Regions from separate parts of the Homo sapiens genome. Here all the other regions are linked to region 3. The links are chromatin contacts, found by Hi-C or POLR2A ChIA-PET in ENCODE. All regions are on one chromosome and are shown on one strand. The core of a region is the stretch at or near the end of the contact, and the rest is flanking DNA. Distances in the headings are between cores, read along the strand shown.

Evidence for each region. Hi-C counts contacts between places; a loop is a spot of excess contacts on that map. ChIA-PET counts read pairs that join two places held with the same protein, here RNA polymerase II (POLR2A). Pooled maps may share reads with other maps.
Region 1: a loop to region 3 is called in a pooled map, with 6 times the contacts of the local background. The contact joins the promoter of TAF13 here to the promoter of ATXN7L2 in region 3. A Hi-C loop is called at or near these places in 1 of 37 single-sample maps with no recorded cell type and 9 of 50 pooled maps. POLR2A ChIA-PET finds 5 or more read pairs at or near these places in 3 of 52 experiments (A673, B cell and OCI-LY7).
Region 2: a pooled map shows a loop between it and region 3 (3-fold over the local background). The contact joins the enhancer-like site here to the promoter of ATXN7L2 in region 3. A Hi-C loop is called at or near these places in 1 of 50 pooled maps. POLR2A ChIA-PET finds 5 or more read pairs at or near these places in 3 of 52 experiments (A549, Caco-2 and Panc1).

The regions. Positions count from the first base shown.
Region 1 is chr1:109,074,213-109,077,770 of GRCh38, reverse strand. It overlaps TAF13 (TATA-box binding protein associated factor 13), which reads left to right and starts at 1,768. Exons shown (of 4, transcript NM_005645.4): 1 at 1,768-1,850; 2 at 2,706-2,784. The coding sequence starts at 1,824. RefSeq lists enhancers at 1,511-1,760, 1,861-1,920, 2,525-3,511.
Region 2 is chr1:109,132,361-109,136,055 of GRCh38, reverse strand. The region is part of intron 1 of ELAPOR1 (endosome-lysosome associated apoptosis and autophagy regulator 1); the gene reads right to left. Among named protein-coding and RNA genes, the nearest start is that of ELAPOR1, 20 kb to the right of the region's middle. Within about 2 kb of position 2,039, at least 14 of the 41 ENCODE cell types and tissues checked have a DNase peak (open chromatin) inside an H3K27ac peak, as active enhancers do.
Region 3 is chr1:109,482,318-109,485,697 of GRCh38, reverse strand. It overlaps ATXN7L2 (ataxin 7 like 2), which reads right to left and starts at 1,793. Exons shown (of 11, transcript NM_001350175.2): 1 at 1,618-1,793. The coding sequence starts at 1,744. RefSeq lists enhancers at 1,084-1,703, 1,704-2,321 and a silencer at 1,721-1,890.

The DNA of each region.
Region 1 (3,558 bases), core at 519-3,018, 410 kb after region 3:
TAACTAATACTTGTGGCAATAGCAAGCGGTTTTAAGACATAAATACATAGCTCAAAAGGGGGCAAGCAGGATGTGATTGCCTCTCATTTTAATGCCTCTTTGGGCCTAATAATTTAACTCACATTCCTCAAATCAAAGTTATTTTTTCATTATTCACTATTCAAATTATTACAAGTGATGTTGCTTTTGGTGACGTTATTTCTTGAAATGGTACACAGCTCTTAATGAATTCCAGACCAAACAAAATACAATTACTATTCAATTTTGGGGTAATAACATTCCTAGAAACTTCAACGTACATTAAAAGTGTGGGAAAATGCTTTGTGTTTATTTTTTTAATTTTTATTTTTTGAGGTGGAGTCCCGCTCTGTCACCAGGCTGGAGTGCAGTGGCACAATCCCGGCTCACTGCAACCTCTGCCTCCCGGGTTCAAGCGATTCTCCTGCCTCAGCCTCCCGAGTAGCTGGGATTACAGGCGTGCGCCACTACGCCCAGCTAATTTTTGTACTTTTAATAGAGACGGGGTTTCATCATGTTGGCCAGGATGGTCTTGATCTCCTGACTTTGTGATCCGCCCACCTCGGCCTCCCAAAGTGCTGGGATTACAGGCGTGAGCCACTGCGCCCGGCCGCTTTGTGTTTATTAACAAAGATAGGTTCAACTCTCAGATAATTAGTTTTCACTCACCGAATGTTCAGCAGGACATTCAGAAATCGTGTGTATTACGGGATTTTCTTTATGTAGCATCATCTGTTACACTGTAGGGACATTTATATTATATCCCTAGCTCTGGCCTTCCGATGCCTGTGGTTTTGCCAGCCATTGTTCTGACCAAAAGCCTTCCCCGGTGGACACGGTGGCTCACACTTGTAATCCCAGCACTTTGGGAGGCAGAGCGGGGCAGATCGCTTGAGGCCATGAGTTCCAGACCAGCCTGGGCAATGTGGGGAAACCCCATCTCTACTAAAAATACAAAAATTAGCTGGGCATTGGTGGTGTGCGCCTGTAATCCCAGCTACTTGGAGGCTGAGGTGGGAGGATGGCTTGAGCCCAGCAGGTCTAGGCTGCAGTGAACCCTGATTGCGCCACTTCACTCCATCCCGGGGGACAGTGAGGTTGTGTCTCAAAAAAACAAAAATAAGGCCGGGCATGGTGGCGCACGCCTGTAATCCCAGCTACTCGGGAGGCTGAGGAAGGAGAATCACTTGAGCCCGGGAGGCAGAGGTTGCAGTGGGCCGGGATCGCGCCACTGCACACTTCAGCCTGGGCGACAGAGTGAGACTTCGTCTCAAAAAAAAAAAAAAAAAAAATCAAAAAACCTTCACAAAATTTTAAATGCTTAGTCTCGGGACACCATCTCTTGGAAATTTGTGATGAAGCACAGTATCCCCAATAATTAACACAGTGCTTAGAAACAGTGGAACTACAAATCTTTAAAATGATTTAAAAGCATATTTGTCTGATAAAGGACTGCTGGCTTGCCCTCCTATGATCCATAGCTTCGCAGTCCCCAAACAAGAAGCTGTGATTCAATACGCAGTAGCAAATTCAGGGTGACAACGAGATACTCGCGACCTAGCCCGTGATTTCCTTTTCTTTGTTAGTTTTCAATTCCTTCGGGATTACAGGGAGGCGCTCCGGCCTCCTCCCTTAGAGACTGTCGCATTTCCGCCGCTAGGCCGGAAAGCACCACCGTCCTCCCGCAGGCCGCAGAGGGCTAGGCCCAGCTACGGCCCCGCGCGTCACCGGAAGTGAGGCGGCGGAAGTAGTGTAACCAGCTGGGAGCCAGCCGGCAGGACGCTGTGAGTTGGCGTGCTAGTGGGATGGCAGATGAGGAAGAAGACCCCACGGTGAGTGACCGTCTCTGTCCAAAACCTGTCTTTTCTTCACTCCTTCGGGCTCAGTAGCGGAGGCAGAGTTCAGGATCGGGTCTGCTTGCCTTAGTGAATTCAGCGGACAGAGTTCGGGGACTTCACGCCCTAAGGATTGATCATTTTAGAAAGTGGGGAAGGACATGAAGGAAGAGTAGGTTTTGTGACCCCTTTCCCCTTGATTTTGGTCTGTATTTGCCAGACACTGAAACACGTACAGAATCATCAGAGATCAAAACTAACATCTATTAGCGCGCACTATGAGCCAACAGTTCAATTGTTAACAAAACTGTACTTACTGTGAAGTAATGGGAAAAGAATGCATTGAAAGTCAGACAGCCTGGATTTCAAAATTTCCATTCTCTCTGAGCAAGTTATTTAACTTTGAACATCAGTTTTCTTTTTATAAAATAGGGTTACGGGCTTACTTAAGGAACGTTTTTAGCACTGTATAAGCAAATGCATAGGAAATATTAGTTTTGCTTACTACAAAGTCTACAAAGGTAGACTTTGATTCAGTATCAACTGTTTAACAGTAACAGTAGTAATAGGCCACCTTAGTTGTTTAAAAATAAAACTTATGGTCATTGGAACTCTTACAAGTAGAAGCAGTAGGATTATTAGTTAGGAACATTGTAGAAGCCATTTTTGCATGAGTTGGAAGTTGGACTAGATACATAGGCTCCTTCAATGCTAAGGTTTCGTGGTTTTTTTTTTTGCTGCTTCCTTTGGCTTTCTGGCCTATCTGTTGAAAAGGAAAAAAAAATGTCATTATTAAAATATCAAATGCAAGGCAATTATTTGACATTTCTATATATACATTTTAACTTCTAGTTTGAGGAAGAAAATGAAGAAATTGGAGGAGGTGCAGAAGGTGGACAGGGTAAAAGAAAGAGACTTTTTTCTAAAGAATGTAAGTAGTATTTGACAATGATTTTGTTATAGATGATGAAAACTTTTGGACATGTCCTTTCAAAGTAGCTTTATTGCTTTGAATGTTTCCCTGTAGGGATAATATTCTCAGACTAGCCTATCAAATTCTGTTTAACTTTTGAATCAGATAGTACCAATCCTAACCCCAATTGTGTGTGTGTGTATAAATTGCTTTTTTTTTTTTTTTGAGACGGAGTCTCGCTCTGTCGCCCAGGCTGGAGTGCAGTGGCGCAATCTCTGCTCACTGCAAGCTCCGCCTCCCGGGTTCATGCCATTCTCCTGCCTCAGCCTCCTGAGTAGCTGGGACTACTGGCGCCGGCCACCACGCCCACCTAATTTTTTTTGTGTGTTTTTATTTTGCTTTATTTTATTTTTTTAATTTTTTTAGTATTTATTGATCATTCTTGGGTGTTTCTCAGAGAGGGGTATTTGGCGGGGTCATAGGACAATAGTGGAGAGAAGGTCAGCAGATAAACATGTGAACAAGGGTCTCTGGTTTTCCTAGGCAGAGGACCCTGCGGCCTTCCTCAGTGTTTTGTGTCCCTGGGTACTTGAGATTAGGGAGTGGTGATGACTCTTAACGAGCATGCTGCCTTCAAGCATCTGTTTAACAAAGCACATCTTGCACCGCCCTTAATCCATTTAACCCTGAGGGGACACAGCACATGTTTCAGAGAGCACGGGGTTGGGGGTAAGGTTATAGATTAATAGCATCCCAAGGCAGAAGAATTTTTCTTAGTACAGAACAAAATGG
Region 2 (3,695 bases), core at 790-3,289, 350 kb after region 3:
TTTGTTCCATGCTGTGAAATTTGAGAATTACTTCTTAGACCAAAAAAAAGAAAAAAAGAAAAGAAAAGCAGAATCATGTTACCTCCTTGAAGGAAATAAAATTAATGTTTATTGGGCATCCCTCATGGTCCTTGGACTTTGAACATTTTATCTCTTTAATTTTCATATCCACCCAGAGATCCTTGACATCAAAGACTGTCTCGTCCCACCACCCAGCTCAGGGCCTGGCACTGCAGGATTTGTAGAATCAATGAACTCTATGGAGTAGATATGATTTCCCCCATTTTAAAAGTGAAGAAACCAGTTAAGAGATATTCAGTCATATGCCCCCAGTCACACAGCTGGTATATAAGCTACGGATTTAGGATTGAAACCCAAGCCTGCCTTTCTTCAAAGCTCTTGTACTTTCCATAAAGCTTAAACCAATGGTTCCCAAAGTGTGGTTTCAGGACCTGTGGGGGCAGCAGCAGCAGCAGTAGCCCCTGGAGACTTGTTAGAAATTTGAATTCTTGGAGCTGGGCACGGTGGCTCACACCTGTAATCCCAGCACTTTGGGAGGCCAGGGTGGGCGGATCGCAAGGCCAGGAGTTGGAGACCAGCCAGCCTGGTCATGTGGTGAAACCGTTTCTACTAAAAATACAAAAATTAGCCAGGTGTGGTGGCACGTGCCTGTAATCCTAGCTACTGGGGAGGCTGAGGCAGGAGAATCGCTTGAACCCAGGAGGTGGAAGTTGCAGTGAGCCGAGATCCCGCAACTTCACTCTAGCCTCGGGGACAGAGCGAGACTCCATCTCAAAAGAAAAAAAAAAGAAATTTGAATTCTTAGGCCTCTCTCACTGACCCATTGAATCAGAATCTCTGGAGTAGGCCTACCAATCTGGGTTTTAGAAAGCCCTCCAGGGGATGCTGATACCTACTGCAGTTTGGGAACCCTGCTCTAAACCAGGAAGCTGCCTGGGAAAAGGCAAGAGTAGGTGTGGAGTTAAAGATTAGCTTGGTCATTATTTTTTCTTTTGAGTCACCTGCGTAGTTGCCAGATTTCCAGAAATCTTACCTTGTCCTCCAACCATTATTGCCATTATTTATGCTGAAAAATTACATGATCCCATGATTTTTTTTAAAGAGAGGGAGGAGAGAGAGAAGACTGCCTGGAGGCAATTACTTAAATCCATTCTTTCTTCAAGTTTCTTTCCTCTGCTGGAAATGATGAGACCTCCTATGGGCAGCCCTGATGAGAATTCCCAAGTTCAGCTTCAGCCTTCCCACCTAGCAAGGAGAACTAGCTGTCCTCTCTAGGATAAGACTGGCAAGATGTTGTTAAAGCCTCCAGAGGGCTTCAAAGTTGTAATGACGAAGGTGAAACCAGCTCAGCTCCGCAGGGCTTTATCTACACAAGCAGGAAAGAAACGGCAAAAGCAGCAGGTGCAGCAGCCGCCTGAGCAGCCACGGTTTCTTATCAGTAGGCCAACGGGGCACTGCCATAAAAGCTGGCTGTTCACTGGACAGATGTTCTTTTTTATGTTACACAGAGGGCCAGGACTAAGCTTTGCAGGAATAACCTGGTTTTAGAGGAAGCTACTTTTCTTCTTGGGGGTCTTGGTGGCGGAAGAGAGCAGCCAGATGCCAGCCAGAGGGGAGAGGCCCACAGCCCTGTGAGGTCAAGAAGCCCACACCAGGGCTTCACCATTGGGCTCCACCTGGAGAACCTATGAGGCTTTGCAGAGTAAAATCTGAAAACACCCAAAGCTATGGCAATAGGAGGAAGCAGTGCCATTGAGTCGCCTTCAATGTTTCCTCCGGGAAACTGTGATATTGACCACTGTGAAAAGGAGAGGTGAGGCTGGCAGGAGTGGATTTGGAGAAAAGAACAGAATCTAAAGGAGAACACTCAAGCACAAGCCATTTGCCTAAGTTCACTTTCTCAGGTGGCTTCTGCTACAAGGAATAAAAGGAAGTGCTCCTTTATACAGTACTGAAAGTGTTAACAGCACTCCTCTGCCCCCTCCCACTTCCGCCCACCCATGACCAGGCACTGACAGTTCCCCTGGGCCAGGCTGGCGCAACATCACTGGGAACAGGAGTCCACATTAGCACCTCACACTTTGCCAAAGTAGAAATGGCCTGGATCCAAAAGTGAAATTTGGTGGAAGAAATTAAGACAGGATGCCATTCTCCCTAATTTTCAGGAAGGCCTCAGATGATCCTTCTGCTTTTTAGCAGGCACAGGAGGAAACAGGACAAATCTTGCCATTTCTTTATTTTTATGCCCACTGATAAACAAGCTATCTATTTCCTCCCACTCTAAGTAGTGCCAACTTCTATAATGGTTCATAGACAGTAATTAAACATATCCCCTGCTATTCCAATTTGAGACAAAAGAAAATTACCCTGGCCTAAAAAATAAGATAGATTCCACTTCTACTTCACACATATATGATGGAGAAATAATAATCATTGATCCCATAATAATCTCGGTAGATACTGGGAGATAATATCCGGAGATACTACAGTCTCAGTAACCATAGTAACTAATTGGTGAATCTCTCTGCAATGTCTTCCTCTAATGTTGCTTGTCTTTTCCATTCTCATGCCACAGACAGACCATCAGTACATCTTTCTGTTGCACCTGCCTGCTAAATGATTTTCCCATGTTTTTTTTCATGGGCTGTGAGCACTACATATTCTAATTTTTTTTTTTTTGGCTTCTACTTTGGCCACTAGAAAGCTCAGGGTCAAGTTTCCAGTCCATTTGCTTATATAGCATTCATATATTCATGTAATGATTCTTTCTGCATTTGTCATTCTAAGTTGTACTTTTTTTTCTTTGAGACAAGGTCTTGCTCTGTCACTCAGGCTGGAGTGCAGTGGTGCAATCAGAGCTCACCGCACCCTCAACCTCCCAGGCTCAAGGGAGCCTCCCACCTCAGCCTCCCAAGTTACTGGGACCACAGACATAAGCCACCATGCCTGGTTAATTTTTATATTTTTTGTAGAGACAGGGTTTTGCCATGTTGCCCGGGCTGGTCTTCAGCTCCTGGACTCAAGTGGTCCTCCTGCCTCGGCCTCACAAAATGCTGGGATTACAGGCATGAACCACCATACCTGATCCTAAGTTGTATTTTTTTCTGCCATAATTTTTATTTTATATTTAGATTTTACTATTTTGACGGAGGTATTTCCTAAAAACCGAAGTCCTTGTAGATAGGGGCACAATTAATTCATTAGTTAATTAAGACCATTCATGGTTTGATCCTTGCCTTCCTCTCCCACCTTATTTCTAACTGTGGTCTCCTTCCTTCTGTCTCTGCTCCTCCCATTACACTGGCCTTCCTTGGGTCCTTTGTACTCATCTCAGGGCCTTTGCCTGTGCTGATCCCTACCCTTGCATGGCTTATTACTTCTGGACATTCTTCAGGCCTCGCTCAGTTATCATTGTCTCAGAAGAGTTCCCTGAACTTTTGGCTTAAGTCAAATCCCCTAATATGTGCTCTCATTGCACCATGTACCTTTCTTTGTAGCACTGTCAAAGTTGTCATTTTATCCTTATATGATTTGATTAATATGTACCTCTCCCATTAGACTACAAGCTCTCTATAAATAATGCCTGGCAGGCTGGGTGCGGTAGCCCACAGCTGTAGTCCCAGCACTTTGGGAGGCCGAGGTGGGCAGATCATGAGGTCAGGATTTCGAGACCA
Region 3 (3,380 bases), core at 544-3,043:
TATCATCTCTTTTCTGGGCCTGCTTCCCCATTTAAAGGGGAAACCGTCCTTAACCAATGTTTCTATAAGTCCCTGAGTCTCTTCTTGAGATTTCTCGATGGGTCCTTTCTGCTACTATGTGGCATCCCAAATAGATACTCTCCCAGGTCCCCACCCCCATGAACTCAATTTTGCTCCACCTGGGTTACCATAGCATTGTCAAAGTTACACCCAGCTTCTCAGGTCCTGCACTGATAGGATGGTCACAGAGCAGAGAAACTGCTGTCTTTGGTCCTTGAGCATCTTCAAAGTCTCCTTGGTCAGCTATGCAAGTCCCTCCCCTTCTTAGAGGGCCTTTGGGCAGGGGTTGCCCTTGTACCTCAGTTTCTGGGTTAATGACAAAAACATCTTAGCTGTGCAAAGCAGCTTTTTCCCCATCCCCCTACCTCTCTCCTCCCCCCTCCCTCCTCTACGCCCCCTCCCTGTCCCTTGGGAAAAAAAAAATCAATTCTGAGTCACCAAACCCGTCTGACTCCATTTCCGGTTCTCAATGCACCCAGACCCTGACAATGGCCCCATCTTTGCCCACCCAGCATGGGGCAGCCCCAGGGTGGCCTGGGCTCCCACTTAGGTCTGCTCTCTGATGCCCATTAACAGATATGCTCCTTTCTAGGATGAGAAGATTGTTGACAATCTTATATAATATCCAGATTATGAGGGGTCGTGGGTTAGGCACGCAAGAGACAAGGGGCAGCTCCCACTCTAAGTCCGTTAAATGCAAGTGCGGGGAATGATGGATAGAACGAAACTGGGAGTCGGATGTCTCAGAGGAGAACAAGTGTCATTAGAGACCCCTCCGTGCAGTCTCCTCCTCCACCTCTTCTCACTTGCAAACTTCTTCAGGGGCGTGATGCCTGCTGTCACCCCGAAAGGCCACGAGGCCAGGTGCTCCCTGGGGCCCAGAAGACAAAGATCAGAAGAAGGGGCTGTAGGCCCGCTCACTAAGGCACTCAGGGGCCTAGAGAAGGTGAGAGTAAGAGCAGAGAGCCAAGAGGCAGGGCAAGAGGCCTGGGAAAGGACAGTGGGTTGGAGGCATGGATGGATGGACCGAAGGATGGAGGGAGGGAGGATAGATGGATGGACGGACGAACTAACGCGGAGAGGGCGGGGGTCTAAAAGCACTGCAGCTGCAGGCAAATGCCGAAAAGGAGCAGGAGGTGTGGGGCAAAAGGCGAAGGAACAAGGGGGGTGAGGAAGGGGGCACAGAAGTGGGGTGCGTGGGAAACACGTGGAGGACTGTTGCGGACAGGGAAAGCTGGAGGCAGGTGCAGGAGGGTCGCGAGCTGAGGGGCAGCAGGCAAGGAGAAAGATAAAGGCAAGCCTATATGGGGGCAGGTATTAGCGACTGGCAGAGGCAGAGGTTGGCAGGGTGGGCTGCGAGCGGTGAGCAGGCGCTAGGACCCGGAGGCGCGAAGGTGACGGAGCGGGCGGGCACTAGGACCCGGCGGGTCCTTTGTTTGGGGGGCCGGGGAGCCGGACGGCGGCTCCAGTCGGCGGCTCCCCTCAGCTGGCGGGGGCCCGGAAGGGGGGAGGGGAGATAGTGATGGGGTCCCCGGACTTTAGGGTGGCTTTACTCACCGTCAGCCGCGGGCAGGTCGGCCCGCTCCACCCACGAGCTCCAGCTCTGTCCCGCGAAGTCATCGAGACTCGGCACCCGCCGCTCCAGAGCGGCCATTGCTGCCGCCGCGCGTTCACGCACCGCCATCACCGCCGCGGACGCGCGCCCGCCCTGGCGCCGCCGCCGCGCGGCCCCCTCCCCCTCGCCCCGTCGCGGGCACGCCTCCCCTCCTCCCCACCTGCCTTTCCAGCGCAGTCTTTGCGCAAGCGCAACACAGGTTGCCTGTTCCCCGCGCCCCCCCCCCCCCCACCCACTCACAGCCTTCTGGGAAGTGTAGTCTTGGAGCGGATGCTATTGCCTACCGAGCTTGCAGCAAGAGTCCCTCCGAAATGCACAATTGCAGGGGGAAAAGAGAAGACCAAAGCTCCAGGACCTCCTCTTCTAACCCTTATGCACACATTATTTGTGCTACCAGTCCACTCTCCCAAGCTCACTGCATCTCTCCCCAGCCCCAAACCTCTCTGCCCAGACGCCCCTCTAAGCCGTGCGTCCGCCAGCTGGCTGGCGCCCCTTCCCGGGCTGGCGGCCACGAAGCGACTCCGCTCCCCTGTAGATCGAATAGGGTAGGTGCAGGGAGGTGGGCGCTGTGAATCAGAAGGGCAAGGGGAGGGAGTCTGTAGGAGGTGCTGAAGGACACAGGGGTGGTGTGGGGGAGGGCCTCGGCTCCCGTGTCGTGCCTCCTCTGTGGGAAACCCACGCTGCCCTGATGCAGAGCAGAGGGTTGGCGTGGCGTTGTCTGGATTTGAGAGGACCTGGCCAAGCTGACCAAGATCACCTGTCATGATGACAGGATGACAGAAGGCTGTCTCCGAGCCAGAGCCAGCCCCAGAACTGGGGTGGCCCCGAGGCAGCTGGTGTTTGCAGCATCTCTGCTGATCTGTCTCTCTTCTCTTGAGAACTGCGATCGATACCCTGTACAGCCTCTTCCCAAACCCTGGCTGGACCCTGACTCCATCCATCACTTTGCCTTCTTTTTCTAATGAATACTTTCTCTGCTGGAAGGGCTGCTTCTGAAGCCTCGGCATAGGGAGATTTCTCATCAGAGCTGTCATCTTCCTTGCTAAGGTCTGGAAAGTACCTTAATCATCCATTTCTTTCATCTTCTCAGCTGATAACATTTCTTCCCACCCTCACACAATCAGACAAAAGTCTGCCTACTCCATTTCCCGCCCCCCCCCCGCCGCCATCGCATTAAAAAAGTAATACTAATCCTTTTTCCTCCTCAACCTCTCACACCTCACCCCCGACGCTTGACCCTTTAGCTAAGGGGAAAACAAGTTGGGGAGCAAGACCTCAGATTTTCTTCTCCTTTTCATCCAGGGAAGGTGTAAGTACTTCAAGAATAATCTCTGAGGGCAGGGAATCTCAACCTGAGACCCACAGATGATCCCTAGGGCATCCAGGAATCAGGTAAAAATTAAATGTTCAATTGTACCCAAGGTATTTTTCTAGGGGATGTAAATGTAGTGTGTGACTCTCTGAAGAGGGATAGAGGTGCAAGTTTGTTCAACAAGAAGCTGATAGTTAAGAAAGTGAAGCATATGGCCCTCAACTCCTGACAGGAAGCCTGTTTGGGTCACAGATGGTAGGAGAACAAATGGAAACAGCTTTGTGGAAGCCACTATCTCTCACCTTTTGAGTTTGCTCCAGAATTGCTAATGAGTCCCAGTTACTTTGGTCTAATTGGGTGCCACCAAAAGAGGAGATGTCACTAGACCAGAGC